Linked DNA regions of Mus musculus: regions 1, 2, 3, 4, 6 and 7 are each linked to region 5. Evidence: chromatin loops called from intact Hi-C (ENCODE). Cell type or tissue: heart. All regions are shown on one strand. Region 1 has its middle 33 kb from the start of Gm51480. Region 2 holds the start of Zfp141 (zinc finger protein 141). Region 3 has its middle 87 kb from the start of Gm26327. Region 4 has its middle 24 kb from the start of Gm26327. Region 5 holds the start of AW146154 (expressed sequence AW146154). Region 6 holds the start of Zfp788 (zinc finger protein 788). Region 7 holds the start of AI987944 (expressed sequence AI987944).

Region 1 (4,000 bases), 99 kb before region 5:
TGGCAGTTTTCCTAACCTGCCTTGCTCCCAACTAATTGAGACACAGATCTACTGATTTAGTCATTAAGCTTTAATCAGAATAGCTGAGCAAAACTTTTAAGCCTTGATGCTACCTAGCTACTCTACTTCCCAGCCACACACTCCGAGTTACTTACATTTAGTCTCTCCTGGGCTCCTTGGTGTAGCTAGCGGTGCACATGGAGAACCCCCTTGTTCGTGAAGCCTCCTCATGCCTGACCTCATAGCAACAATCTCCTTCTTCCTCTACCTCATGGCCTTCTTCTCTTGTACCCTTGCCTCATGACATTGCCTATGGCTGGGGTATAAGCAGATCTCTGGGCACAGAAATCAGCATCTGAATACACAGTGCATAAGACTAACCCTCAACAACGTTTAAAATCAAGGACAATACATGTCAAAGACACATGTCTCTGAGTGGCCATGTTCTCCAGGAGGCTGGCAAGCAATATAGAATCTGACAAACTTGTGCCCTACCAGGCTTGAACTAAATGCTGTCTATCTCGTCATATGCTTGGCAAAATTGTTGTAGTAAGAGAACAAAAAAAAAAAAAGTCATAAACGATGGCTCAGAGATTATGAGCACTTGGTGACCTTGCAGAGGTCCCAGGTTCAGTACCCACATGGGGCTCACAACCTCCTCCACATTCCAGGGTCTCAGATCTCTTCTGGCTTCTCTGGGCATTAGGCACACACTTGGTGTACCTATATACAACCAGTCAAATACTCATTCATATATGTAAAATAAAAACAAACCTTGAAAATGAAACACACACACAAATCTGCTTTTTCTAAAAAGCATTATGCATGTCTTCTACACTTTGGCTCTTACTTCTACACTGCTGACTCCTAGCCTACTTCATGCCCAGCCCAGCCTCCATAATGCAGTCATCCTGCAGCCTCCGAGTGTAGAGTGCTAAGATTACAGGACAGTCGTGTGCCACCACAACCTGCAGCACTACTTTAATACATAAAGCTTGATTTCTAAACTTAACCTTAAATCTGTGCACTAGAGACAGACATGGGATCACTAGGTCACTTTAACTATTCTTCTGCTTAATGTAACCAATGTGTGGAGTCTCACCCTCTGGTTCTCTTTTCTTTTTTTACCAAATGATGTGTGTGTGAGGGGGGTTAGGTGGAGAAAGTAGCTCACTGGGGAAAAAGAATTTTGTCAAAGGCCTATTCTTTCTATTCAAAAATTTTTTTTAAAAAGAAAAAGGAAAAGGAAAAGGAAAAGGAAAAGGAAAAGGAAAAGGAAAAGGAAAAGGAAAAAATTATAGGGATTGTTGGCTGTCTGTGTGTGCACCAGGAGGCCAGAGGGGGAGCAGTGGATTCCTAGGAACTGCATTTCCTGGCAGCTCAAAGCCACAGTGTGAATGTGGATAGTGGGAACCCAACAGTGCTCATCCACATCTCAGTCCCTCCGCTTTCTGCTTTTCACCTCACTGGTCTCTACAGGAGGCTACTGGTTGAGGCTGGCCCTTGACTGTTTGGATGCAGAAAACTAGGCTTCTGACCTAAAACCTCTTTAGAGCACACCTTTCTGCTCCTAGCACAGGCCAGCCTCCAACTTAGCCACACATATGGACCCCAATAGTTATGTAAACTGACAATAGAAATTGAATTCGGTTTAGTTCTTTTGTTTGTTTGTTTTTTGTTTTTAAATTCCTTTTCTGTTTTCAGCTCCAGCTCCATATAGAAAATATAACACGGGGAGGAAATGATCAGAACACCTGGTGTCTGGGGTGAAACTAAGGCTTAAATCCCTGCTTGGATGACTGGGACCACACTAAACAGCTTACCCCTATTCCCTGGCTTTCATACAGTTCCCTCTACTCAATAAAAGCAATTGCTACTACTGCGTAGGGCGACATAAATACGTTTGGTCCCAGTTTGGGCCAAAATGTACATAAATTCATTTTCCCGTTTTCTCTTACTCCTTGGAGTTTTTCTCCTCTCACAGACCACTTACCAGCTACTCAAACACTAAGGGACCAGAAAGCAGCGCGGTCGCCCTCAACAAGCACAGCACATTGATCTTAGGCTCGGATCCTGCAGCGCCCATGCACTGACTCCTGCCCAAACTGTGTCCCTGAACACACAACGTTCTCGAACGATGTGGCAAAATCCCACAGCAGAGCATATCGGTAAGTGACAAAACAGAAGCGAAAACCCCGCAAGAGAAGAACGAAAACAGGGCTGATGCCCACCTGCAGCCATCAGGCAGCACAAACCGCGGCGCGACAGCCCGGTGTCCTGCCAGCCTGACGGTCACTCACCTCACGCTGCAACTCACAGAGCCCGGCACAAAGCACGTGGGGCACCAAGTCCACCCGCAGACATGCACAACCCCAACGGTCCAGCCTCCAAGCACAAGCGGTCCTAGCAGGAAACTACATCTGGATCCAAGAAGTTGCGCGCCCCTAGGTCACTTCCGGTTGTTTTGTAATGGTTATCACGGCTTACACGCCTCCCACTTGGGGGACGGCGCGCGTGCGCGCTACCACTGGCAGAGGTAAATCTTGCCAATACTTACTATGGCTCATCTAGTGGTTCTTGCTCCTTCAGAAAGTACCAGGGCCGCACTCACGCTCCAGTGATAAGGAAGCCATCATCAAAGTGCCTCAGTTCCTTACAACCGGGCAAGACTGGTGGAAGGTGATGTACTGAAAGCCCAAGGCTGTCTCACGTGGCCACGGGAGTTGTTGCCTACCAGTATTTGTAACTACTTCTAGGAGTCTGAAATTGTATCCTCATAAAAATACCTTTTCTAGTGATTTTTAAATTTTTATTAGACTTATTTCATATATTTTGCCTGCATGTATAATCATGCCCCCCGTGCATGCCTAGTGGTTGTGGAGGTCAGAAGAAAGGGTAGGACCCCCTGGGATTGGAGCTACAGATGATTTTGAGTCCTTGTCTGGGTGCTGTAAATGGAAGCAACTGCTCTTGGCCAATGTCTCTCCTTTTCTTTGCCTTTTCCCTTTATTTTCACCCGACCTTAAAAGGGTTCTCAATTATTTATTTTTGAGATTGTCTCACTTTGTTGGCGTGACAGGCTTGGAACTAGCCATGGAGATCATTCTGGCTTTGCACTCTCAGACATCTCATGGCCTCTGTCTTCTGAGTGCTAAGATTAAAGTTGTTTACCACCACACCTGACCTTTTCTCATTTTTCAAAGATTGAAAACTAGGAAGGATTATCAGGAAACATGAAAGGAAAGCCATATGGAAGATTAAAAGAGAAAATATGAGATGAACCATCATGTGCTTCTGGCTGGAGGAATCTCATGATCCCCAGAGAACAGAGCTCTCTTCTTGCTGAGAAGTAAACTTTCCTTTTTAAGTTGCATAATAAAAACAATTGCAGAACTAGGTGTACATTAGAAATAATGGTAAATGGGGAGAGACAATAAAATAGGGAATGCATCCAGCACTGTAAATAAATCAGTAAACCTAATGTAGAATATGAGACTAAAGCCAAGGATAATGTGAGGTGTCTACACATAGGGTAAGTATTTGCACTCTAGCCCTGGATGGTCTAGAACTATTTAGGCCAAGCTGGCCTTGAATTTAACTCTGATCTTCTTGTCTATACTATTCAAATGCTAGGATTACACAGCAATGTGTCATCGTGGCCAGTTCACAGATGGTCTAGATCTTCCCACTGAGAACAGAATGCAGGGTGGAGGAACCACTCTGGAAATCAGTTTGGTGGTTCCTCCGAAAATTGGACATAGTACTACCGGAAGATCTAGCAATGCCTCTCTTGGGCATATACCCAGAAGATGTTCCAACTTGTAATGAGGACACATGCTCCACTATGTTCATAGCAGCCTTATTTATAATAGCCAGAGGCTGGAAAGAATCTAGATGTCCATCAACAGAGGAATGGATACAGAAAATGTGGTACATTTACACAATGGAGTACTACTCAGCTATTAAAAAGAATGAATTCATGAAATTCTTAGGCAAATGG
Region 2 (4,000 bases), 1.0 Mb before region 5:
CAGAGTTATACAGAGAAATTCTGCCTGGAAAAACCAAAAAAAGGAAAAAAAAAAAGAAAAGAAAGAAAAGGACAACAAGTTCTGCTTAAATGTGAATGAGGGAGGCCTTACTCACTGTTGGAGGAGAACTTCGATTGTGGTAATCTTAATAAAATCATTTGGGGTTTTTGTTGTTGTTCTTTGGTTGTTTAGATGTATTTTGGAGAACAGGGATTCAGTATGCACCCTTAGTGTTGGTTTCTAAAATTACTAAAACTAGATCTATCCTGTGGCCTAGCTAATCATATGTATATGTACACACACACACACACACACACACACACACACACACTGGGAATCCATATCATAGCAAAGAGATATTAACATATCCTTGTTTACCACTATTCTTTCTACTATTTTCACAAAAGCAAATAAAAGGTATCAGTCTATATGTTCATCAATACAGACAGATGTATAATTAAACTCTATTATAAATTTAATGGAATTTTATTAGGTAATCAAAAATGAAACCTATAGAAAGATGGAATAAATTGGAAAAGATGAATGAGGCAATTGAGGATTATTAGGAAGACAATCACAACATGTTCTCTCTCATGTATAGACACTAACTTCTGATTTTATGCATGTGCAGCTTCAGCTTCTGCCTCTCGTTAGTAAGTCATCACCATCTATGAGGCAAGTGCTCCATTTTCCTGGTGAATGAGCTGTGGTTCAGTTTACTTCTCAGCAAGAAGAGAGTTCTATTCTCTGGGGATCATGAGATACCTCCAGCCAGAAGCACATGATGGTTCATCTCATATTTTCACTTTTAATCTTCCATATGGCTTCCCTTTCCTGTTTCCTGATAATCCTTCCTAGTTTTCAATCTTTGAAAAATGAGAAAAGGTCAGGTGTGGTGGTAAACAACTTTAATCCTAGGACTCAGAAGAAGACAGAGGCCATGAGATGTCTGAGAGTGCAAAGCCAGAATGATCTCCATGGCCAGTTCCAAGCCTGTCAAGCCAACAAAGTGAGACAATCTCAAAAAAAAATAAATGAGAACCCTTTTAAGGTCGGGTGAAAATAAAGAGAAAAGGCAAAGAAAAGGAGAGACATTGGCCAAGAGCAGTTGTTATTCTTGCAGATGTTCTGGCTTCCATTCACAGCACCCAGATGAGGACTCAAAATCACCTGTAGCTCCAATCCCAGGGGTTCCTATCATTTCTTCTGACCTCCACAGCCAGTAGGTATGCACGGGGGGCATGATTATACATGCAGGCAAAATATATGAAATAAGTCTAATAAAAATTTAAAAATCACTAGAAAAGATACTTTTATGAGGATACAATGTTAGACTCCTAGAAGTAGATACAAATACTGGTAGGCAACAACTCCCGTGGCCACGTGAGACAGCCTTGGGCTTTCAATACATCACCTTCCACCAGTCTTGCCTGGTTATAAGGAACTGAGGCACTTTGATGGTAGCTTCCTTATCACTGGAGCGTGAGTGCAGCCATGGTACTTTCTGAAAGAGCAAGAACCACTAGATGAGCCATAGTAAGTATTGGCAAGATTTATCTCTGCCAGTGGTAGCGCGCATGCGCGCCGTCCCCGAAGTGGGAGGCGTGTAAGCCGTGATAACCATTACAAAACAACCGGAAGTGACCTAGGGGCGCACAACTTCTTGGATCCAGATGTAGTTTCCTGCTCGGACCGCTTGTGCTTGGAGTCTGGACAGTTGGGGTTGTGCATGTCTGCGGGTGGACTTGGTGCCCCACGTGCTTTGTGCCGGGCTCTGTGAGTTGCAGCGTGAGGTGAGTGACCGTCAGGCTGGCAGGACACCGAGCTGTCCCGCCGCGGTTTGTGTTGCCTGATGGCTGCAGGTGGGCATCAGCCCTGTTTTCATTCTTCTCTTGCGGGGTTTTCGCTTTTGTTTTGTCACTTACCGATATGCTCTGCTGTGGGATTTTGCCACATCGTTCGAGAACGTTGTGTGTTCAGGGACACAGTTTGGGCAGGAGTGAGTGCATGGGCGCTGCAGGATCCGAGCCTGCGATCAATGTGCGGTGCTTGTGAGGGCGACCGCGCTGCTTTCTGGTCCCTTTGTGTTTGCGTAGCTGGTAACTGGAGAAAAACTCCAAGGAGTAAGAGAAAAAGGGAAAATGAATTTATGTATGTTTTCGCCCAAACTGGGGACGCAGTATCTATGTCAGTCTAAGCAGTATTAGCAATAGATTGCTTTTATTGAATAGAAGGAACTGTATGAAAACCAGGGAATAGGGGTAAATTGTTTAGTGTGGTCCCAGGCATCCTACCTAGGATTTAAGCCTTAGTTTCACCCCAGACACCAGGTGTTCTGATCATTTCCTCCCGGTGTTAAATTTCCTATATGGAGCTGGAGCTGAAAACAGAAAAGGGATTAAAAAACAAAAACAAAAACCTAAACCGAATTCAATTTTCAATTTCTGTTGTCAGTTTACATAACTATAGGGGTTCATATGTGTGGCTGGGAGCAGAAAGGTGTGCTCTGGGGGCTGGTGAGATGGCTCAGTGGGTAAGAGTACCCGACTGCTCTTCCGAAGGTCCGGAGTTCAAATCCCAGCAACCACATGGTGGCTCACAACCATCTGTAACAAGTGACTCCCTCTTCTGGAGTGTCTGAAGACAGCTACAGTGTACTTACATATAATAAATAAATCTTTAAAAAAAAAAAAAAAAGAAAGGTGTGCTCTAAAGAGGTTTTAGGTCAGAAGCCTAGGTTTCTGCTTCCAAACAGGCAAGGGCCAGCCTCAACCAGTAGCCTCCTGTAGAGACCAGTGAGGTGAAAAGCAGAAAGCGGAGGGACTGAGATGTGGATGAGCACTGTTGGGTTCCCACTATCCACATTCACACTGTGGCTTTGAGCTGCCAGGAACTGCAGTTCCTAGGAACCCACTGCTCCCCTCTGGCCTCCTGGTGCACACACTGACAGGCAACACATCCCTATAAGTTTTTCCTCTTTCTTTCTTTCTTTCTCTCTCTCTCTCTCTCTCTCTCTCTCTCTCTTTCTTTCTTTCTTTCTTTCTTTCTATAGAAAGAATAGCCCTTAAAAACAAACAAACAAAAAAACAAAAACTGTTTCCCCAGTGAGCTACTTTCTCCACCTAACCCCCCCTCCCACACACACCATTTGGTAAAAAAAGAAAAGAAAACCAGAGGGTGAGACTCCACACATTGGTTACATTAAGTAGAAGAATAGTTAAAGTGACCTAGTGACCCTATGTCTGTCTCTAGGGCACAGATTTAAGGTTAAGTTTAGAAATCAAGCATTATGTATTAAAGTAGTGCTGCAGGTTGTGGTGGCACACGACTGTCCTGTAATCTTAGCACTCTACACTCGGAGGCTGCAGGATGACTGCATTATGGAGGCTGGGCTGGGCATGAAGTAGGCTAGGAGTCAGCAGAGTAGTAGTAAGAGCCAAAGTGTAGAAGACACGCATAATGCTTTTTAGTAAAAGCAGATTTGGGTGTGTGTTTCATTTTCAAGGTTTGTTTTTATTTTACACATATGAACATTTGACTGGTTGTATATAGGTGCACCAAGTGTGTGCCTAATGCCCAGAGAAGCCAGAAGAGGAGATCTGAGACCCTGGAATTAGAGTTGTGAGCCCCATGTGGGTACTGAACCTGGGACCTCTGTAAGATCACCAAATGCTCTTTGTCAGGTGTATTATAAGGAGATAGGCAGCATTTAGTTCAAGCCTCGCAGAGCCCAAGTTTGTCAAATTTCATATTGCTTGCCAGCCTCATGTCTGTGAATGAAAATAGATTAGCTCAGGAGAACAAGGCCACTCAGAGACATGTGTCTTTGACATGTATTGCCCTTGATTTTAAATTAAAATTTGTTGAGGGTTGGCCTCATGCACTGTGTATTCAAATGCTGACTTCTGTGCCCTGAGATCTGCTTAAAGCCCAGACATGGGCATTGTCATGAATTTTGAAGAATCGCCTATATCAATGTGATGTAAAGAATGTTCCCCAA
Region 3 (4,000 bases), 1.8 Mb after region 5:
ATATCGTAGGTTCCAGGACAGGTAGAGCTATAGAATGACTCTCTCTCTCTCTCTCTCTCTCTCTCTCTCTCTCTCTCTCTCTCTCTCTCTCTCTCTCTCTCTCTCCACCCACCCCCCCGAGAAGTTTAAGAAAATGAGTGCTCATGGTTAAGTGGATGGAGTCCTTGCTGAACAGGACAGATGCCATCTAACCTTTTAAGGTTCCTCCCAGCACCAGCACATGGTCATGGCCTCTCCAGGAACACTCTCCACCCATGCGTGAGAGAGTAGAGTGCCAGAAAAAACAAAAACAAAAACAGAAGTTGGGGACTGGTCCTAGACATGTTACCTTGAATACAGCTCCCCACCACATCCTGGTTTCCCAGTCATACGACCATCATAAGACGTGGCACAACCAAGACTCCCCTGGTTCTGGTGCCTTTATGTCTACCCCACTTAGCCTAAACCTAAAAGGATAGAGCAAAGGCTTTGCTTATCATTACAGTCACAAAAATCCATACCAAGACACACTTAAGGACTACAGTATCTGGTCACAGAGCACAGAGCAGCTAAGTCCTTACTGCATAGCTTGGCTCTGCCAGCACAGTACATAACCAGGAAGCCTCAAGGCTTTCAACTGTGACCCCATGGGGAAGGGAACCAGAGCTCTCTGGACAGGGGGCTGGTGGAGACCTGTGCTCACTGTGAACTCAGCACAGGACTGTCACACACTGGACTCAGCTGGGAAGATGTTGAGGCCCCAGGAGTCCATACCACACCTATTGGGATAAGGCTCAAGGTCTTGGACTCTTAAAGCCTCCACCCACCCCAGAGATTCTGAAGTGGATAGAAGGGTAAGGAACGCTACCCCAGGGCAACCTCAGGTGCAGATTTTGATGTTCTGAAATTTGGGAATTCTCTTTCCTTGTAACTTAGCATGAACATTTAAAAAGACTGACAGAAAGATGAGCGGTAACATACCGAGGCACATTCAAAAATTAAAAGTACACAAGATAAAGACAACTTGAGGCCCAGAACCTGAACCTAAAAGCCAAGACACAGGTGAAAGATACTAGGCTATGTTGCTCCTTGGGAAAGGAAAATGTACGCTAGGATTTAAAGACATTGCTACACAAGGCAGTTTTAAGGTTGGATGTAATATTTAACTCTAAGAATTCTCATTTTGTCCCTTGTTCAGCAAGGCTGAGGGACCTGTGAGTATCAAAAAATAAAAAATAAATAAAAAACAAAAAACAAAAACGGATTAAGCCTCCTACCCAGTTGGATTTGCAGACAGTGGGCTTCAACGAGGTTCAAATGTGCTCCCAGACAACCCATTAAAGAACGTTCTGATTAAAGAGAGCATGGAATTTAAATGGTGAGATGGGCTGACTCTATGAAGACTCTCCTTGGGTCTGACTTTTCAGCCAGACCCAAGAAATCCACCCCCAACCTCTCTGTCTTCTATTTCAGGGTGAGAAGAGCTGGGCCTCTGGCTGTGAGGTCTAATTACCTATCCTGCTGGGGCTTCCTGCTGCCTGCTGGGCGCCCAAATACCCCTTGGTTGTAGCTTACTGCTTCGAAACACTGAAAGTAAAAGTCTGGAAGATCCTCTCCTCTGCCTGTTCACTCCCAAGTATTTATCAAACCCATTTCCTAGGAGGAAGCAAGTGGGAGATGATACCCCCTCTCCCAGACTCTGCAAAGCCCATAAAGTCCCCTTTCCTGTGAACAGAGTTCTTCTTAGTCTAGAGTCTCATGTTCGAGGTAAAGCTCTCCTGAAGTAAATTCTTACCTCTCACTCTGAAAACGTGGAAACCAGGGCAAATTCAGATAAGATGCTGGCTGTCGACTGCTGTCTGAACTCACAACTCATATCCTCATTCTGCACTCAGAAACCGAGAAGATTTTGATGGCAAGTGACACTATGCCTTGCACTAGCTCTGTGGCAGCCAGAGTGCCCACTGACACAGTTCCACAGTTCCACAGTCGACGCCTCACTGAAGCTCATCAGAGCTCTACTCCAAGGTGCTTCTGGGCAGCCCAGTCACTCAGAAGATGCCATAGGGCAGGCAAGGTCAGGCTCAGCAGACTTGATAGGCTTCTCTGCGGCAATTCTTTTCCTATTTTATATGTTGAACTGTGTACCCTCTGTTCAGATACCTATTCATATCGAGTGGATTTTGCATCCTTCAAAATATTCTTGGAAATGTCAGCACGCTTCTTCTACAATACCTTGTGCTAAGACAAAAGCTTGTGGCACCACTAACTGGTAAGCCAGCTTAGTGTAAATAAGAGGGGAGAAACACATCCCTTCCCCAGCGACACATTTTCACTCCAACTGTTGAAAAGAAAAAAAAAAAAAATCTAATGCAGACTTTACTGGGACAAAGGATTCCACGAAGTTACATGGAACTTTATTGCCATCTACTGGAATGCTTTTGAATGGTACCACACTGCTATGCAGACAGAGCTTCTGTGGGTTCCCAGGGCTCCTTGTGGACTTGATAGGGTTAAGAAATGTGGGCGGGGCAGCGGGGGTGGGGTGGGTGGTGGGTGGGGAGGATGGTAGTGAGCATGCCTTTAGGTGTGACTGAGAGGACATTTCAAGAGCCCATTAGATGATCAGGACTTTGGTATATTCACAACTTAATGATTTGTTTGTTAGTTTGTTGAATGGCAGTTAGAGGTGAGACCTAATTGGAGGAGGCAGTTCACCCAGGTTGGGTTCTTTGGGCTATGTAACAAATATCAAGAATGAGTCTTACCATAACAATACGTTTAGGACAAGTAGTTCTAATAGTCTTATCTGTTTATCCAGTAAAACCTTTCATTTACTCAAAGCCCCACTTCCGTATTCTAGGACTGCGTTGCTTCCTTTTCCCTTCCTCTTCATTTCCTATGCAACAATTCTTTCCAACGTAGCCGAATGAATAAGATTGTGAGGCTGGACCCTAGCCGATGAAGGAAAAACTTAATTCAAATCAAAAGACAGTCACCACCTTCCTTAGAATAAAACCCAAGTTCCGGTCTTGGGGAGTTCCCTCTTGTGCTAGAGTGAAGTTTGCCTTTTCCAGACACTTCATTTGGAGTGGTGGTCTCTTTTATTAAGACCCTGGACTTACTTCTATCAGCTATATGTCTCTGTGGACTCTTGTGGTAGCCCCCCTCCCTGCTTTCTCTCTGCCGCAAAGAGTTCCTTTGCCATAAACTCCTACTTCCATGAGGTTTTGCCCAACCACCTAAGTCCTGAACCCTCTGAAACAGTGAACCAAAGCAAATCCATCCACTCTAAAGTATTTTCTCTGGACTGAGTTATTACTTTTGTGTGCACTTGTGTATGCCTGCAAGAGTTTATGTGTGTCCTGTGCCTGAGGGAAGCTGTGGAGGCTGGAAGAGTTTCTCAGGCACCTTAGAACTGGAGTTGCAGGTGGTTGAGAGACAGCTTGTGAGTGTGTGGAACTGAACCTGTGTTCCCTGCAAGAGCGGTGATCATCTGCTTAGTCCCAGGTTGTCATTTCCTTCTCCACACCTACTGTCACATCCGATTGCTCTAGTCGTTTATTTGTGTCCCTCTCAGAGGTGCATAAGGACCTGTGCATCTTGGTCACTGTTCCTAACACAGGGCAGACCAGTGCTATGCCAGCTGCCTAACATTTGGCTTTGCCAAATGAGTGAGATGCCTCTCTGATTTTAAGTCACAGACTACATTTGCTATGAAAACTTATGCCCAATCATTCACCATAAATGGGTCCCTAGAAACTATAAATAGTGTGTCTTACCACTACCCAACCTCCAGCATTTATATTAGTGTCACTTTGTCACACTAACATTAAATATCTGAGAGAAATTACATAAAGGAAAGATTCATTTGGGCCAAGGGGGTGGTGGCTAGTTGGTGCCATGCATTAGAAAGAAGTTTGTGACAAATAGTAGGAATATATAGCAAAGGAGTGCCATTCACTAAGTGGCTAGCCAGGAGTCTGACAGGGAAATAAGAATGCTTCAAAGATATGGGAAC
Region 4 (4,000 bases), 1.8 Mb after region 5:
CCATGATCCTGTTCATTCAGCCCCTTCTACAGGGTCTGTGGAACAATGGAATGGTCTATTTGCCTTGTTTGGCTCCTGTAGGTTCTCACACTATCTACAGACAGCAATGTGACAGAATGCAATTAGGACACAGAAAGACACGGGTAACTTTAATCTTTTTGATGTGACAGCAGAACCTCCCTGGAGCCAACAGCTCATTTTTATTCTTCATCCACTCAGCTCCCAGGTCTGATTGCTGATACCAGTGGTTCGGCAATTGCACATGCCCTCCCACAGCTGGCTGCCTCCTGCTTGTTTATGAATACCTACGTCCACCTGGTTTACCTCCTCCCTCACTTCGTAGAGAAGACTTTTCATCTGTCTTGGCCATAGATGGTATTGCGTGTAAAGCCTGAGACACGGCTGCATCTGAAGAAGGGCAAAAGAAAGTAGTTTTCCCTAAGCCCATATAGTTTGCTGACATTGGAGATGTATGTGGCAGGAGAGGATCCGTGAGCTCAGATTAGGGCTCCAGGTTCTCAAAGCAGCCAGAGCCCAAGGACCATGTGCTGAATGTACACAGACATTGATACTGTGTGGTCTTGTGAAATATGACTTCAGGGCTTTACAACACTATCCTCAGCTCCCTTCCTCCTTTCCCTGACACCAGTGCTGTGACACCAATGTGGTTTCCACTGGCAAACCTAAGAAATACAGCATGACATAAAAATCAGAAGGTGAGTATGGGAATAGGAGCTAGACAGATCGGGGAAGGGACCAGTGAGAGATAAATGCAGATGCCATGCTTCTCGATGCTTCTTCCTCCTCCTGATCTCAGACAAAGGCTGGCAGGCCTTTTCTCTCACCAGCAGGGATGGACCTAGACATCATTACCCAAAGCAGTGGGTGTGTCAGCTTCCTTTTCTTTGTCTAAACTGATAAATCCTAAATTATGGAGAAGAGATTCATTTCAGCCCAGCAAAAACATTAAAAAACCCCAGCCAGCCCTCCACGGGAAAAAACGGTCTTGGCCCGTCTCTCCCCCGCAGGCAATCTTTCCCTCTGTCTTTCTGACTGTCTCTTAATAGCGTTCGCGCGCCCGACGAGGAAGAACACAACAGACCAGAATCTTCTGCGGCAAAACTTTATTGCTTACATCTTTTGGAGCCAGGAGGGCAAGCGCCCAGCGCCCAGCCCCAAAAACGAAAGCCCCTTCTATTCTTACATCTTTAGGAGCCAGAGCTCCGCTCCGGCGCGCCAAAGCGCAGAGCGCGCTCTATTGTTTACATCTTTAGGCAGCGAGAGAGCGCAGGGCGCGCAGAGCCAGAGAGATGCCAGCGAGAGAGAGTGGCGGAAACCCCCGTCCCCTTTAAGGAGGAGTTATCCTTCACTTAGGACGCATCACTCCCTGATTGGCTGCAGCCCATGGCCGAGCTGACGTTCACGGGAAAAGCAGAGTACAAGTAGTCGTAAAATACCCTTGGCACATGCGCAGATTATTTGTTTACCACTTAGAACACAGGATGTCAGCGCCATCTTGTGACGGCGAATGTGGGGGCGGCTCCCAACAACTGTCTGCACTTCTTCACCTTTGATGAAACTTATCTGTTACTTCCTGTCCAAGATATATTTCCTGCCTTTTTATTCTTTTAATTGACAGAGAAAATAAATCCACTCAAGAGCCCTAGATGATAACACAGGGGTACAGAAGAATAGGAGTAGAAAGCTGTTAGGCACTGGGAATAGGGAAGCTAAAGAGGCCATCTCCTGTAGCCAGGCAGGAACCCCAATGGTGCAATAGGGACACCAACCCACTCACAAAACTTTTGATCCAAAATTTATCCAGTTTATAAGAGTTTCAGGGATAGGGAATGGAGCAGAGACTGAGGGAATGGCCAACCAATAACCAGCCTGACTTGAAATCCATCCTATAGGCAAACACCAATATCTGACACTATTAATGATTAATGACACTATTAAGAGTATTAATGATACTCTTTTATGCCTCCAGATTGTAGCCTAACATGGCTGTCCTCTGAGAGGCTCAACCTAGTAGCTGACTCAGAAAGATACAGAGACCCACAGCTAAGCACTGGATGGAGCCTGGGGAGTCTTATGGAAGGACAGGAGGACAGGTTGCCAGCCCCTAAGGTAACAGAGATGAAAGACCAATAGAATCAACCTACCTGGACACTTGGGGTTCTCAGAGACTGAACCACCAACCAAAGAATACACACAGGCTGAACCTAAGCCTCCTCACATACATGTAGTAGATGTGAGCTTGGTCTTCATGTGGGTCCCGGACAACTTCAGCAAGGGCTATTCCAAAAGCTGTTGCCTGTCTGTGGGATATGTTCTTCTAGCTGGACTGATTTTTCTGGTCTTAGTGGGAGAAGATGCGCCTAGCCTCACAGAGATTTATTGTGCCAGGGTGGGAGGATACCCAGGGGGCTCCCCACCTGCTCAGAGAAGTGGGGGGAGGAGAAAGGACTGTGGGAGGTGGCAGTGAGCAGGATATAAAATGAATAAGTAAAATAATAATAATAATAATAATAATAATAATAATAATAATAAAATAAGGCTGCTAGGTTTGGATTCTGGGCTACTCGTCCTACACTCAGCAGCAGCAGCCTCCCCAGTCTCCATCCTCACTGATGTAAGAGAAATGCTAGACACGCTGCTTGCTGCCATGACTGTACAATTCTCACGTTCCCAAAGGAAGCTTACCAAGCACCCCATCTATCAACGGCTGCGAGCAGCACACCTCATACCCCCTCTCTGACACATGGAACTCTCCTGAGAGCTTGCTTCGTGCTGTCTATGCTATTATTCACTCTCCTAATAAATCTCTTACACAATAGGACAATCTACCACTGTTCCTATTGAACCTGTAATCTGAGACCTTATAACAAAGTAGCTGGAATGTACAGGAGAGGAACCCAGAAGAATCAACCCAAAGAAAGTACACACTAGAAAGCCAAAATGAAGCCTGTTACATTGCATGCTGACTTAAAACAATAAGATATGTATTTCTACCAGAAAGAAAAGGGTCTGGGGAACCTAAAGGAATTTCGGTCTGAACTCTTAGCTCTTTCTTCAAATGTAAAACAAATCTTTATGCGCCTCTGTTTATTGATCTTTAAAATAAAAAGTCACTAAGTCATATTCTCTGGGATGCTTAATATGCACTGTCAGTTTGACTGGGTTTGAAACCTGTGGGTATGCCTGTGAGGGTGTGTCCAGAGAGGATTAAGTGGCAGGAAAAACTCACTGTGAACGTAGGTGACACCATCCCATACACTGGGGCCCTAGATGGAATAAAGAGGAAAGGAAAATGCCAGCTAAGTGCCAGCTTCCTACGTCTCTCCACTTTCTGTCTACTACCACACAAGTGCTCTGCCGTGCCCTTGTTGCCTTGGTGGACTGAATTCTCTTTGAGGCATTCTGTTTCTGCTTTCCAGAATGTCATTAATGTTCCACCACCATTGCTACTCACCGTAAGGTTTTCATGACATCGTGGAGCAGGCAGCCATCAGCACGGGTGTCCTAGGCATAGGATATATAACAGCATTTCTGGACAGTAGGATTCCCTCAGTGGCAGCCACTAAAATATCCCCAAGACTTGGCTTCCTCGGTGAGACTGCAACCAGTTAAACAGCTTATGAGTTATGTGAGATCAAGAAGTGCCAGCTCTTTGCCTTCTTGCCCTCGCCTTGCTAGCACATCCATCCCTTCACTGGCATTAGAGCCCACTTCTTCAAGATTCCACCATAGAAAGACCAGCCTTATTGGGACTGAGCCACTACTAGACTCTTTGATTTCCCATTCAGTAGCCATTGTTGCATTATTTGGACTGCAGCCTATGATGCATTCCAATAAATTCCATATATACATACATATATATCTGGGGAATCAGTAAGAATAATCTGAAGTAATGACATGGGTCCTCCAAAGGCCCACTCAGAAGATTTTTTTATTTTATTTTAATTGAAAATCTATTTTTTCATATACTTTTAATATA
Region 5 (4,000 bases):
GAGGGGTGGGGGATGTGGGACTAACCCCTTCTCTGGGGATGGGGAGAGGGTTGAGTGGGGAGGAGAAGCTGTGTTCAGGGGACTGGGAGAAGAAGGAGGCTGATATTGGAATGTAGAGTGAATAAATACATGAATGAAGAGAAAAAATGATTGCTATCAGTCATGTGTTGTCTATGTTACAGAATGGAATCAAGCCCTTTGGTTTAAGATTATGTAAGCATAGGCTTTTAATCATTAACCCCAAGTTACGAGTTTAAGTTAATTCAGTTATAGATATTACACACTTTTTAAAACCATATCCAATAACTTATAAGCCAATAGTCCTTTAGTGTTTGACTCTGACTTTAAAATCATAGCTGGGCAGTGGTGGCGCACACCTTTGATGCCAGCACTTGGGAGGCAGAGGCAGGCAGATTTCTGAGTTCAAGGCCAGCCTGGTCTACAGAGTGAGTTCCAGGAGAGCCAGGATTATACAGAGAAACCCTGCCTTGAAAAACAAAAAACAAAACCAATAAAATGATGCCTAGGTGTGAAAAGGGGTAAGCCATAACTAATTTTCTGAGCCAGCAATAAAGTAGAACATTATAAATCAATGTTAGTATCATCAATATTTAAACAATATTTCAATTCCTATTATTATATTAACTCCAGTGTCTAGAAAACCCAGAGGTGAACTTTGAGCCCAGTAAACTAGCTACAGGAATGAGAAACAACAATTTTTATGCTTTGAAGACCAGTTGGAAACCAGCATGCAATAGCTATGTGCATTCTTACCCATAAAATAACAAATCTTTTTTTTTTTTTTTTAAATAAATCTTTTTTTTTTTTTAAAGATTTATTTATTTATTTATTAAATGTAAGTACATTGTAGCTGTCTTCAGACACTCCAGAAGAGGGGGTCAGATCTTGTTACGGATGGTTGTGAGCCACCATATGGTTGCTGGGATTTGAACTCTGGACCTTCGGAAGAGCAGTCGGGTGCTCTAACCCACTGAGCCATCTCACCAGCCCAAAATAACAAATCTTACAAGAATAGAAATCACAGATTCATCCATAATTTGGAGAGGAGCTGGGTCTGGCACTGTGCAGTTGGGGGCAGAGCTCTGGACATTACAAAGCTATCCAATGAGCCCCAAGTGCTATTTGTGAATTGTCTATCTCCAAATCTACCTTATACATACTTGGTGTTCTAAAATGTTAAGTTTTTCTCGACCCAGCTTTCCTGCCAGCTAGACACAGGTAGGAGAAGGCAGAAGAAGTATCTGAGCCTGGGGTAGAGTCTGTAGCTTCTGAATACAATCCAAGTCAGAGCATCTCATATTGAGAGACAACTTCACAGTCAGTTAGATGCAGGTGGGGTCGGAACTATGTATGCTGCACCCGGAGCTCCCTGAGCCACTGTGCCTTACAGCCTTAAGTCAAAACACACAAAGACAGATCAGATACCTAAGACAACGATATTTAGAATTGGCCTTTTCTGCTTCTAAGTCCGTAAATTCTTATATTGTGCCTTCCTCTAATTTAGTCGCCCCCCTCCCCCACCCTATGGTAACACACGAGGAAGCACTAGACAAGTGGACAAAACACAAAACAGGAGTCAACAATATAGATTGAATTGGTGTTACACAGAGGTTTCATCAATCTAGGAGAACTTAACCGATGGGAGACTGTTTCAGCGGACTCCTTGTATAATCCCTGGAATTCCTGGTATCCTCTGGAAGTCTCTGATTAGTTGGACAGCCTAGGCATTGGGACCTAGCTGAAGTTCTCAAGTGCGGGGTTACTTAAGTTTCTACCTCCCAGCGTCAGTAGAGGGCGTTTCCAGAGCTCCCATGGCAAATAACTGATCAGAAAATAACTGATGGCCCTGGATGAACTCCCAATTACGTAGAAATTACTAAAACAAACAAGCAAACAAACAAACGATAGGTATCTCTCAATTGCCCGAACGGGTGTACAAACTCCATCCCCTTAACCAGAATCCAGGAACCAACAGGAAGCTTACTGTTTTTCTCCGAGTCTGCCATTCACCCCGGGAGTCTGCAGAGGGAACGCATTTCCCGGAGACCTTGGCTGGGTCAGCCCACCCCTCGATTATCCGGAATGAAGAGCGAATTTGGGACCATTATTTCCTTATGCGCTTCCATACCTTAAACCTGAGTTTTATTGGAAAACCAAATCAACCATTTCCGTCCAAATTTGAAGCAACCGTTTATTAAATATTAAGTACTGACCAAGCGGTGGATCTGGATCAGAAATATCCACAGAATTTCCCAGCTGGGATAGCCCCCGGTCACATGTTGTAGGGCTTTATACAGATAATCAATTTGGCCACCGTACTTTCCCACGAGGACTTGTTACTTACAAAGAACTACAATTCCCAGCATTCCTAGAAGTAACCTGGTTCCTGGGCAGGTGAGGCTTACAGGTCAAATTTGGGAATTACAATTTTCAAGCTTGATTTCCATTACATATCCACCTTCATTTCCGGAGGAAGAAGGGGAAGTGCCTAATGAATAAAGGTAGTTCAAGCAAGCTCCAGATTCCACCACGACTTAGAAAGCGCAGGGTCGTTGTTTACAAAGGGGAGGAGCAGGCAGCTGGGCGGCAGGAGCTGAGGTGATGGGTCCTTCCCGGTGCGGGATGGAAAGACAGACGGGTAGAATACAGACACAAGTGCTACTGAAATGCAAATCTCTATGTATCTGGAAAAGGTCTGGTACTGTACTGGAAGACCCGGCCAGCAACCATCATGCGGAGTCTCATCTGCACACCCTAACCCTCAGGGAGGTACTCGCGTTACTCAAGACTTAAGGGCCAATCAGAGCCTTGAGGTGGACCTGCCAGTCAGAAAAGGAGGCGGGATCTTCCGGGTGCCTTGCGGCAGCTTCAGCTCTGTAGCGGAGCGGGCTGGAAAAGTTCTGATTGTTTTTCTCTAAGCGCTGCTGCTGGGTGCTGTGAGGGAAGCTCTAGCAAATTGCTAATTCGCGACATGGTGAGTGCAGAGCCACTGCCCACAGGGGGGAGGAGCAGGCAGTTGTGTTGCAGGAGCTGGTATGGTGGCTTGTCCCTGGGTCTGGGTGGTAAGTGTGGCCAGATCTGACCACCTGTTACTTCCCTTTTTGTCCTAGTCATTCCCTGAACCCAGCAGTGGATGTGAATAACTTCGCTATGAGGGCTGCATCTGCTCAAAGCATCTGGCACAGAGACTTGTGTGTGGAAACATCCTTAGCAGGATGTCAAACTCAGGCCTAGTTTCTCTTTACTTCTAAAAGTTAACTCCCCTATCATTTAACATTTAGCTGTAAGACCTATTTGGAGTTAATTCTGTAGAGGTTGTAAAAGGCATTTCATGTTGGGTAGCACTCCAATATCAAACTGTGATGAAGAGTAGAATTGATGATGTTAAAGGATTTACCAATGCTTAGGAGATAGTAAGGGACAGCAAGTAGAGTTTAGCTGAGGGAGGAATGCCTCTGAGACACCCTACAGATAAGTAGTGTGCTAACCAGACCCGTTAGAGATCAGGATGCTAGGATAGATATATTTGTTCACTAGGATTGTCCAGAAAAGTGCTCCAGTGCTTAACAAAGGAGGCTACTCTGATTGGCAACCAGCCACTAGGGCCATCCTCATAGCAAAGAACTGGCTGCTCAAGGGAGCGTTCTAGAGTCCCAATCAACATTAAAGGCTGTTTATCACAAAGTGCTGCTAGTTTTCTTCTTGAGAAAAAGCATAGTTCTGCCATATTCGCAGGAGAACACCGGCTGGCAACTCTTTGAAAAGGGAAAACACTGTTGGGTCCAGGACTGGCTTGATCAAGCAAGGCTTTCTGTGAGGCCCTTATGTATAGAAAATGGCATAGCTCTTTCTCAAACCCAGGAACATGCTTGATAGAGCCAGGTACGCCCTCATGTATTGGGAGTAAAATAGAACTCCTTTTCTTTTTCTTTTTCTTTTTCTTTTTCTTTTTCTTTTTCTTTTTCTTTTTCTTTTTCTT
Region 6 (4,000 bases), 130 kb before region 5:
TTAATGAAAAAATAATTTTATGGTCGTGAGTCACAAGAACATGAGGAACTGTATTAAAGGCTGGCATTAGAGAAGTTAAGAGGAACTGCCACAGAGGGTTTTGGGGACTCAAGCTAGGATCTCAGACTTTCCTGTAGTTCCATTCAGCCCCACCTAGAGAAAACTGTGTAGGACAGAAAAGCTCAGTACTAGGGCTTACGGATTCAGACAGACGAGGATATGAAGGACACCTCTCTCCAGAGACCTTTACACTTGTCTCTCAGTGTCCCCTGAAGTACACGGAGGGCTGGAGAGATGACTCAGCAGTTGAGTGTGCTATTTTGGAAAACCTGAGTTTGGTTCCCAGCACTCACTTCAGTGGCTGATGACAGCATTTAACATTCATTACCTTCAAGGCCTCCGACATCCTCTTCAGGCCTCTGTGGGGAATCACACACATGTAGCATTTATACTGAGAGACACATACATATACAAAACATAAATAATCCTTAAACTAATAATTAGGGTTCTGAAGAGACGGCTTAGTGGTTTAAACCACTCGTTGCTCTTAAAGAGAACCCAAGTTTAATTTCTAGCACACACGTGGCATCTGAAAAGCATCTAAAACTGTTCTTGGAGATCCAAATCCAGTTCTGGCCTGCACATGCATTTGGTATATACACACATGCAAGCACATACTCATACACATAAAATAAAAATAAACCTTCAAAAAAGTTAAAATAGGAGAGGGCCTGGAAAGGCCCAGTAAAGGTAACTATCTCCAAGCCTGCTGCCCTGAATTCAAACCCTGGGGCCAGCACAGTGGGAAACCTATTCTCAGGAACTATCCTCTGACTTCCACAGGCACACTGGCACACTTGCCAGCCCGCAATAAATAAATATGGATTTAAAACATGGGGAGTGCTCTCCCAAAAGATTGTAAAAGGAAAAAAAAATGAATACGTTTTTTCTTTTTTTTTTCCTTTTTTTTTATTAGATATTTTCTCCATTTACATTTTAAATGCTATCCCGAAAGCCCCCCTATACCCTCCCACCCACCCACCCCGGGGGGGGGGAACCTAAATCTAAATACAGCCTGCACCATGCATTCAGAACATCAAGAACATAACACAGAAAACCTAGAGGGTCTTAAGGTTAGCAGTGTGGTGAAACGCCAACAACACTACCAGTGCTCACATACAGGGAACTGACGTCACCAACATCGAGGCACTCCTCTTGCTGGACAGAGCTCATCAAGTCGTCCCCCCCCCCCCCCAAGGCCCGCAAGGGCGTGGGGGTGGGGAGTAACTCTAAACCCACGGGGAGGGGGAATCCTGATGCCAGTACCAAAAGGCCCGCCCCAACCCCGGTGAGGATGCACCACATCGGATCCACCCCATCTGGGGACAAGGGTCCCTTGCTCACCATAGCGCGGCTTGCAGGCTCACCCGCTCTCTTCACATAATTTGCCTCATAATTTGTCACAGCGGTGCACTTCGTACAGAGCAACGTCTCCAACGCGACTACCTCAGTCTTAGAGCTTGGAAGGTGGCATGGCGGCCAAGAAATCCCGCCTCCCGCTGGCACTCGATTGGACTGCCTACTTGGAAGCTCTGATTGGCTAGCAATGTTTGAGTGATAGCATCCTTAAGCTGCACATGACTGAAGGGACCAGTACTGCTAGTCACTCCCAGCCCTGCCTTCGGCCCTATGTGCGGACCTGAATGAGCTCCAGTGAGATCTACATTTACACAGAACCTGTTTCTTCCTCCCAGAACTGGCTCGGCTGTCTTCTTGCACTTAGTTGGCACTCCTTGCTTCAGAGCACAGGGTCGCTCATGTGCACTGCCCACTACACAATTCTGCTTAAATGCAAATCTCCCTGGATCTGGAACAGGTCTGCACCCTTTAGCGAACACACAACTGGGAAGGAGTGTGGCTCTCCCTACGCCTTTAGCTCTCCTTTCCATCAAAGGGAACGTCTGTCACTCACGCCTCTTTAGCCAATCAAAGCATCGGGACATGCAGTTCCCTCAGAAAGCACGGATAGGAGGCGGGTCTTCCCTGCAGGCGGTGCTCAGTGTTCTGCTTTGCCTCTGAGGGAGAGGTACGCAATGGACAGGAGTGCAGTGCACTGTGGGCCCGCTGTGCGGAGCCATGAGGACAGCGCAGAACCCCGCCGTGGTGAAGCTTATGTAAGCGAGTAGCAGCTTACTGATCCCTGATGGAGTAGGGCAAACGACCGAGTTGGCTGTGGTCATCTTTCCCGGGATAGGGGCGGGTGACAGTGGGACAGCCAGCGTCCAGTAGTTTTCAGAAACCTGAGATTGACCCCTCCTAGTGGCCCCTGGGCAGATCTGTCTGGACGGGCCAGAAGCTTCCATTGAGGACTCTGATGCTGTGCGGGCCCTGCAGCAGTGATGATTTTAGCGGTTCTTATTGCGTATTAAAAAAAAAAAAAAAAAAAAAAAAAAAGACCGAGTCTCATTAAGTAACTTTCACTAGCTAGAACTTGGCATGTAGACCAAGCTGGCCTAGAACTCAATAGATCTGTCTGTCTACGCGTTCTGATTGTTGAATGAAGGCATGGGCAACTACTCTGACTGGAATAGGTGGAGTTTTAGAGTTGGACCATAAGGCAGCTAGTTTCTTTGTGTTTAAGTTTCTGATTATACTGTTTTGTTACTCTGTTCTTTCCCAAGTGTTAGTACACCTTTTTTATTATTGTAATGCTGGGACAAATTCAAAGATTTTTGTCTATGTTTGTGGGTGCAAACATTCATCAGTAATGGTCACTTCCTTGATGATCCGCCCACCAGTTACCTAGCAACAGCCAGGTAAGAGCCTGGCTTGATAAAAAAGCTCGCGCTCTCTCTCTCTCTCTCTCTCTCTCTCTCTCTCTCTCTCTCTCTCTCTCTCTCTCTCTCTCTCCCTCCCTCCCTCCCTCCCTCCCTCCCTCCCTCCCTCTAATGTCCCCAGCCAGCCTCTTCCCCTCTTTCTCTTTTCTTCTGTTCTTCTCTGTCCCCGTCTTCTCTGCCTCTACCGACTTCCCCAGGTTCCAAATAAACTCCCTTTCATACTAAGTTCATCCTATAGCTGATTTCTCAGAGGGAACTCTTTGGCATGGGCCTAGGCAGGCAGGCGCTCCCTTTGGTACCACTGGCTCCATTTTATAAAACACATTAAAATTAATATATGACATCTAGATTATAATTTATTCTTCTCAGATCTCTGACTACATTGACAGCTAAGCTAACTGCAGCTTAACAGCTAGATAGGGCGACCAGCCCCTTACCCCAAGGTAATCCACTACTGTATTAGCTCTTTAGTCAATTCATTAGATAGTTAAGACTACCAGATCGCTTAACAAAAAGGCAGACTGGTTGCCTTGCTCACAGGCTTCATGATAGAAGATATACAAGTTCCAGATGTAATCTTTCCAAGATGTAACCTTCTGCTACTCCCTTATCTAAAAAACTCGGTTTTCAGTGACTGTTCCCCAGTGATCAACCACCTATGTCTCATGGTCAATAGCTGTATAGAAAGATGTAGCTTTATGAAAGGTCTGAGGGTATAAGCTTAACTTATGAGGATCCAAGAAAACATTTGAGGGTAGACAGTGCCTTGAGGTCAATAATTCAAAGATATAAAAGTTGGAGGACATAAAAAAACAAAAACAAAACCTTAGAGCCTGGCAGTGGTGGTGCACGCCTTTAGTCCCAGTACTTGGGAAGCAGAGGCAGGCGGATTTCTGAGTTCGAGGCCAGCCTGGTCTACAAAGTGAGTTCCAGGACAGCCAGGGCTGCACAGAAACCCTGTCTCGAAAACAAGCAAACAAACAAACAAACAAAAACTTAGATGGTGATAGGAAAATTATTTCAGGTACAAAACGCTTCAGATTTCTTCCCCTCACTATATTAAGACTTCAAAAGTTCAGAAGACAGAAAAACCCTGTCTCAAAAATCCAAAATAATAATAATAATAATAATAATAATAAAACTAAGAGAAGGATAGCCAAGAG
Region 7 (4,000 bases), 110 kb after region 5:
TGTTAACCTTTTTAAGCAAAGTTAATTATGAGTAATTGAATTTGTTGCACCCAAGCACCTGAGTAAATAAAAGTCAGTAAAGTGTATCTAGAAGCCAGGGCAGTATTACCATATTTGGTGACATTTACAAAGAATCCAGTAACTTATACCATGTGCGTGGTGTTACAGCACTTGTCCATAAGCCTCCAAGACATAGGGAGAGTGGTAGGCTGTAGAAAGGAGTGTTTTGTAATTTCCTCATAAGTAAGGACCCAAGGGTTTTGAGAAGTGAGATGTTAATGGCAACAGCTACCAACAAGGCAGGCTGAGAGAGGGAAATGCAAAAGGAACATTGGGAGGAGTTTGGGTGGGTGGTTAGGGAAGGAAGTTGACTATATACTGGAAGTATTTGAATTCCTATTATATGAAGTCCTGTGTCCAGAAAACCCAGAGTAAACTAGAGCCCAGTAAACTAGCTACAAGAATGAGAAACAACATTTTTCATGCTTTGAAGACCAATGAGAAACCAGCATGCAATGGCCACGTGCATCCTTACACAAAAACAACAAAATTTACAAGCAGAGAAATCAAAGATTCATCCATATTTTGGAGAGGAGCTGGGTCTGGCTCAATGCAGTTGGGGGTAGGGCAGCCCAGCAGCACTTGGCTTCTATGTGAGGCTCTGGACATTACAAAGATATCCATTGGGCCCCAAGTGTTACTTGTGAATTCTTTAACCGCAAGTCCCCCTTACCCATGCTTGGTGTTCTAAGATGTTACATTTTTATCGACCCAGCTTTCCTGCCAGCTAGACAGAGGTAGGAGCAGGCAAAAGAAGGGCCTGCGACTGTAGGTAGACTGAAAGGTAGAGTCTTTGGCTCCTGGATACCATCCCAAGTCAGAGCATCACAAATTCAGAGGCTCAGCTTCACTAGACAGATCATACAAAGACAGATCTGATATATAAGACAACAATATTTAAAATTGGTCTTTGCTACTTCTAGGTCCATCAGTCCTTATATTGTGTGTTTGTTTAATTTAGACGCCCCCTAAATAGTAACCCACGAGGACAGACCGGATGTGGACAAGTCACAAAACAGACAACAGTAAAGACTGAATTGGTGTCGCACAGAGGTTTCACCAGACTGATTATGACAATTTTACCAATAGGATTGTGTTTCAACTGATTTCTTGTATAATCCCTGGACTGCCTGGTATCCTCTGGAAATTGCTTTGTTGAACAGCCTAGGCGTTGGAACCCAGGTGAAGTTGCCACATACTGGGCCACTGCAGTTTCTGTCACCCAGCGTCAGTAGATGGCATTTCCAAGGCTCCAAGGCAAATAACGGATCAGAAAATAACTGATGGCCTTGGATGAACTTCCAACTACGCAGAAATTACTCAATAAATAAATACATAAAAATAAAGAATAAAAAAGTAAAATAAAAAAATAGGCGTCTCCCAATTGCCCGAATGGGGTGTACAAACCCCATCAATTTCACCCTGTTTATCAGACAGGGTATCTCTTAACCATAATCCAGGAACCAACAGGAAGCTTACTGTTTAGAGTCTGCCATTCACCTTGGGATTCTGCAGAGGGAATGCATTTCCTGGAGACCCTAGACACAGCTGGGTCAGCCCACCCCTCCATTATCCGGGATGAAAAGAGAATTTGGGGCTTTTTCTCTTCCTCCTCCTCCTCCTCCTCCTCCTCCTCCTCCTCCTCCTCCTCCTCCTCCTCCTCCTCCTCCTCCTCCTCCTCCTCCTCCTCCTCCTCCCCTCCTCCTCATCCTCCTCCTCCTCCTCCCCCCCCCCTCCTCCTCCTCCCCCCCCCCCACCACCATTTCGGTCCAAATTAAAAGCAACAGTTTATTAAATATTAGGTACTGACCAAGAGATGGACCTGGGTCAGAAATATCCGCAGAATTTCCCAGCCGGAATAGCCCCCGGTCACATATTGTAGGGGTTTATACAGATAATCAATTTGGCCACCGCACTTTCTCACGAGGGTTACTTAGAAAAAAAAACTACAATTCCCAGAATCGCTAGAAGTTACCTGGCTCCTGGGCCGGTAACGCTTACAGGCTAATTTTGGCAATTACATACGCAAGCTTGATTTCCATTACATATCCACCTTCATTTCCGGAGGAAGAAAGGGAAGTGCCTAATGAATAAAGCAAAGGTAGTTCAAGCAAGCTCCAGATTTCCCGATTTAGAGAGCTAGGGAGGGCAGGGTCAATTCCTACAAAGGGGAGGAGCAGCCCGAGCTGACGCGGTGGGTTCTCCCCAGAGCTGGATGGGAAGACAGACGGGTATGCTTTTGGAAAACAGGCACAAGCGCTACTGAAATTCAAATCTCTGTGTATCTGCAGAAAGAATGATACTGTAGTGGAAGACCAGGCCAGCAACCAAGCGGAGTCCCATCTGCACATTCTAACCCTAAGGGAGGTTTAATGGCCAATCAGAACCTTGAGGTGGAGCTGTTCATGTTACGCAAGACTTAGTGACCAATCGGAGCCTTGGGGTGGATTTGTCAGTCAGGAGAGAAGGCGGGACCTTCCGGGTTCCTTGCGGCAGTTTCAGCTCTATAACGGACCCTGCTGGAAAAGTTCTGATTGTTTTTCTCTAAGCGCTGCTGCTGGGTGCTGTGAGGGAAGCTCTAGCAAGTTGCTAATTCGCGACATGGTGAGTGCAGAGCCACTGCCCACAGAGGGAAGGAGCAGGCAGTTGTGTAGCAGAAGTTGGTATGGTGGCTTGTCCCTGGGTCTGGGTGGTAAGTGTGGCCAGATCTGACCACCTGTTACTTCCCTTTTTGTCCTAGTCATTCCCTGAACCCAGCGGTGGGCTGTGAATAACTTCACTATGAGGGCGGCATCTGCTCAAAGCATCTGGCTCAGAGACTTGTGTGTGGAAACATCCTTAGCAGGATGTCAAACTCAGAGAGGCCTAGTTTCTCTACTTCTAAAAGTTAACTCCCCCATCATTTAACATTTAGCTGTAAGACCTATTTGGAGTTAATTCTGTAGAAGTTATAAAAGGCATCTCATGTTGGGTAGCACTCCCATATCAAACTGTGGTGTAGAAGAGTAGAATTGATGATGTTAAAGGATTTACCAATGCTTAGGAGATAGTTAAGCGACAGCAAGTAGAGTTTAGCTGAGGGAGGAATGCCTCTGAGACACCCTACAGATAAGTAGTGTGCTAACCAGACCCGTTAGAGATCAGGATGCTAGGATAGATATATTTGTTCACTAGGATTGTCCAGAAAAGTGCTCCAGTGCTTAACAAAGGAGGCTACTCTGATTGACAACCAGCCACTAGGGCCATCCTCATAGCAAAGAACTGGCTGCTCAAGGGAGCGTTATAGAGTCCCAATCAACATTAAAGGCTGTTTATCACAAAGTGCTGCTAGTTTTCTTCTTGAGAAAAAGCATAGTTCTGCCATATTCGCAGGAGAACACCGGCTGGCAACTCTTTGAAAAGGGAAAACACTGTTGGGTCCAGGACTGGCTTGATCAAGCAAGGCTTTCTGTGAGGCCCTTATGTATAGAAAATGGCATAGCTCTTTCTCAAACCCAGGAACATGCTTGACAGAGCCAGGTAGGCCCTCATGTATTGAGAGTAAAATAGAACTTTTCTTTTTCTTTTTCCTTTTTTTCTTCCTTTGTCTTTATTATTAGTAGTAATTATTTTACTTATTTACATTCAAATGTTGTCCCTTCCTGGTCTCCCCTCCACAACCTCCATCCCATCCCCTCCCCTTTGCCTCTATGAGGGTTCCTACCCACTCACCCACTCCTGCCTCACCCTTCTAGCATCCCCCCCTACCCCCAGGGGGGCAACAAGCTTCCACAAGACCAAGCTCCTCCCCTCCCATTGATGTTAGTTAAGGCAGTCCTCTGCTACTGCTACATATGTAGCAGGAGCCATGAACCCACTCATATATACTCTTTGGTTGGTGGTTTAGTTCCTGGGGGCACTGATGGGTCTTGTACTGGCTAGTTTTGTGTCAACTTGACAC

The links. Peaks named below come from ENCODE experiments on the same cell type or tissue, not always from the same donor. Only the 100,000 strongest peaks of a DNase experiment are listed, where the experiment ranks them.
Region 1: a loop joins it to region 5, with 2.5 times the contacts of the local background. A loop is called at or near these places in 16 of 42 quality-filtered maps.
Region 2: a loop joins it to region 5, with 5 times the contacts of the local background. A loop is called at or near these places in 6 of 42 quality-filtered maps.
Region 3: a loop joins it to region 5, with 4 times the contacts of the local background. A loop is called at or near these places in 6 of 42 quality-filtered maps.
Region 4: a loop joins it to region 5, with 4 times the contacts of the local background. A loop is called at or near these places in 3 of 42 quality-filtered maps.
Region 6: it touches region 5 in a loop (4-fold over the local background); 20 of 42 quality-filtered maps call a loop at or near these places.
Region 7: a loop joins it to region 5, with 5 times the contacts of the local background. A loop is called at or near these places in 24 of 42 quality-filtered maps.

The regions. Positions count from the first base shown.
Region 1 is chr7:41,597,701-41,601,700 of GRCm38, reverse strand. No RefSeq gene overlaps it. Among named protein-coding and RNA genes, the nearest start is that of Gm51480, 33 kb to the left of the region's middle. In heart, a CTCF peak has its summit at 2,373; a DNase peak (open chromatin) is centred at 2,460; H3K4me3 peaks cover 1,779 bases; H3K27ac peaks cover 1,099 bases.
Region 2 is chr7:42,503,403-42,507,402 of GRCm38, reverse strand. Zfp141 (zinc finger protein 141) reads left to right here and starts at 1,650. Exons shown (of 7, transcript NM_001309388.1): 1 at 1,650-1,793. Gm35353 (a long non-coding RNA gene) reads right to left here and starts at 1,576. Exons shown (of 3, transcript XR_391403.4): 1 at 610-1,576. In heart, a CTCF peak has its summit at 1,712; a DNase peak (open chromatin) is centred at 1,682; H3K4me3 peaks cover 1,243 bases; H3K27ac peaks cover 1,079 bases.
Region 3 is chr7:39,714,963-39,718,962 of GRCm38, reverse strand. No RefSeq gene overlaps it. Among named protein-coding and RNA genes, the nearest start is that of Gm26327, 87 kb to the right of the region's middle. In heart, a CTCF peak has its summit at 2,400 (motif pointing left); no DNase peak of the experiment used is centred here.
Region 4 is chr7:39,652,791-39,656,790 of GRCm38, reverse strand. No RefSeq gene overlaps it. Among named protein-coding and RNA genes, the nearest start is that of Gm26327, 24 kb to the right of the region's middle. In heart, a CTCF peak has its summit at 1,546 (motif pointing left); a DNase peak (open chromatin) is centred at 1,400; H3K4me3 peaks cover 1,120 bases; H3K27ac peaks cover 960 bases.
Region 5 is chr7:41,498,289-41,502,288 of GRCm38, reverse strand. It overlaps AW146154 (expressed sequence AW146154), which reads left to right and starts at 2,399. Exons shown (of 4, transcript NM_001033530.3): 1 at 2,399-2,995. The coding sequence starts at 2,993. In heart, CTCF peaks have their summits at 1,819 (motif pointing right) and 2,438; DNase peaks (open chromatin) are centred at 1,928, 2,058 and 2,818; H3K4me3 peaks cover 1,784 bases; H3K27ac peaks cover 1,541 bases.
Region 6 is chr7:41,631,099-41,635,098 of GRCm38, reverse strand. Zfp788 (zinc finger protein 788) reads right to left here and starts at 1,568. Exons shown (of 6, transcript NM_023363.3): 1 at 1,405-1,568; 2 at 389-419. Gm51480 (a long non-coding RNA gene) reads left to right here and starts at 2,086. Exons shown (of 3, transcript XR_003946761.1): 1 at 2,086-2,174. In heart, a CTCF peak has its summit at 2,120; DNase peaks (open chromatin) are centred at 1,578 and 2,128; H3K4me3 peaks cover 2,125 bases; H3K27ac peaks cover 1,930 bases.
Region 7 is chr7:41,391,891-41,395,890 of GRCm38, reverse strand. AI987944 (expressed sequence AI987944) reads left to right here and starts at 2,512. Exons shown (of 5, transcript NM_001199330.1): 1 at 2,512-2,664. It overlaps Gm17102 (predicted gene 17102), which reads right to left and starts at 2,193. Exons shown (of 2, transcript NR_166533.1): 1 at 1,871-2,193. In heart, a CTCF peak has its summit at 2,442; a DNase peak (open chromatin) is centred at 2,460; H3K4me3 peaks cover 1,773 bases; H3K27ac peaks cover 1,246 bases.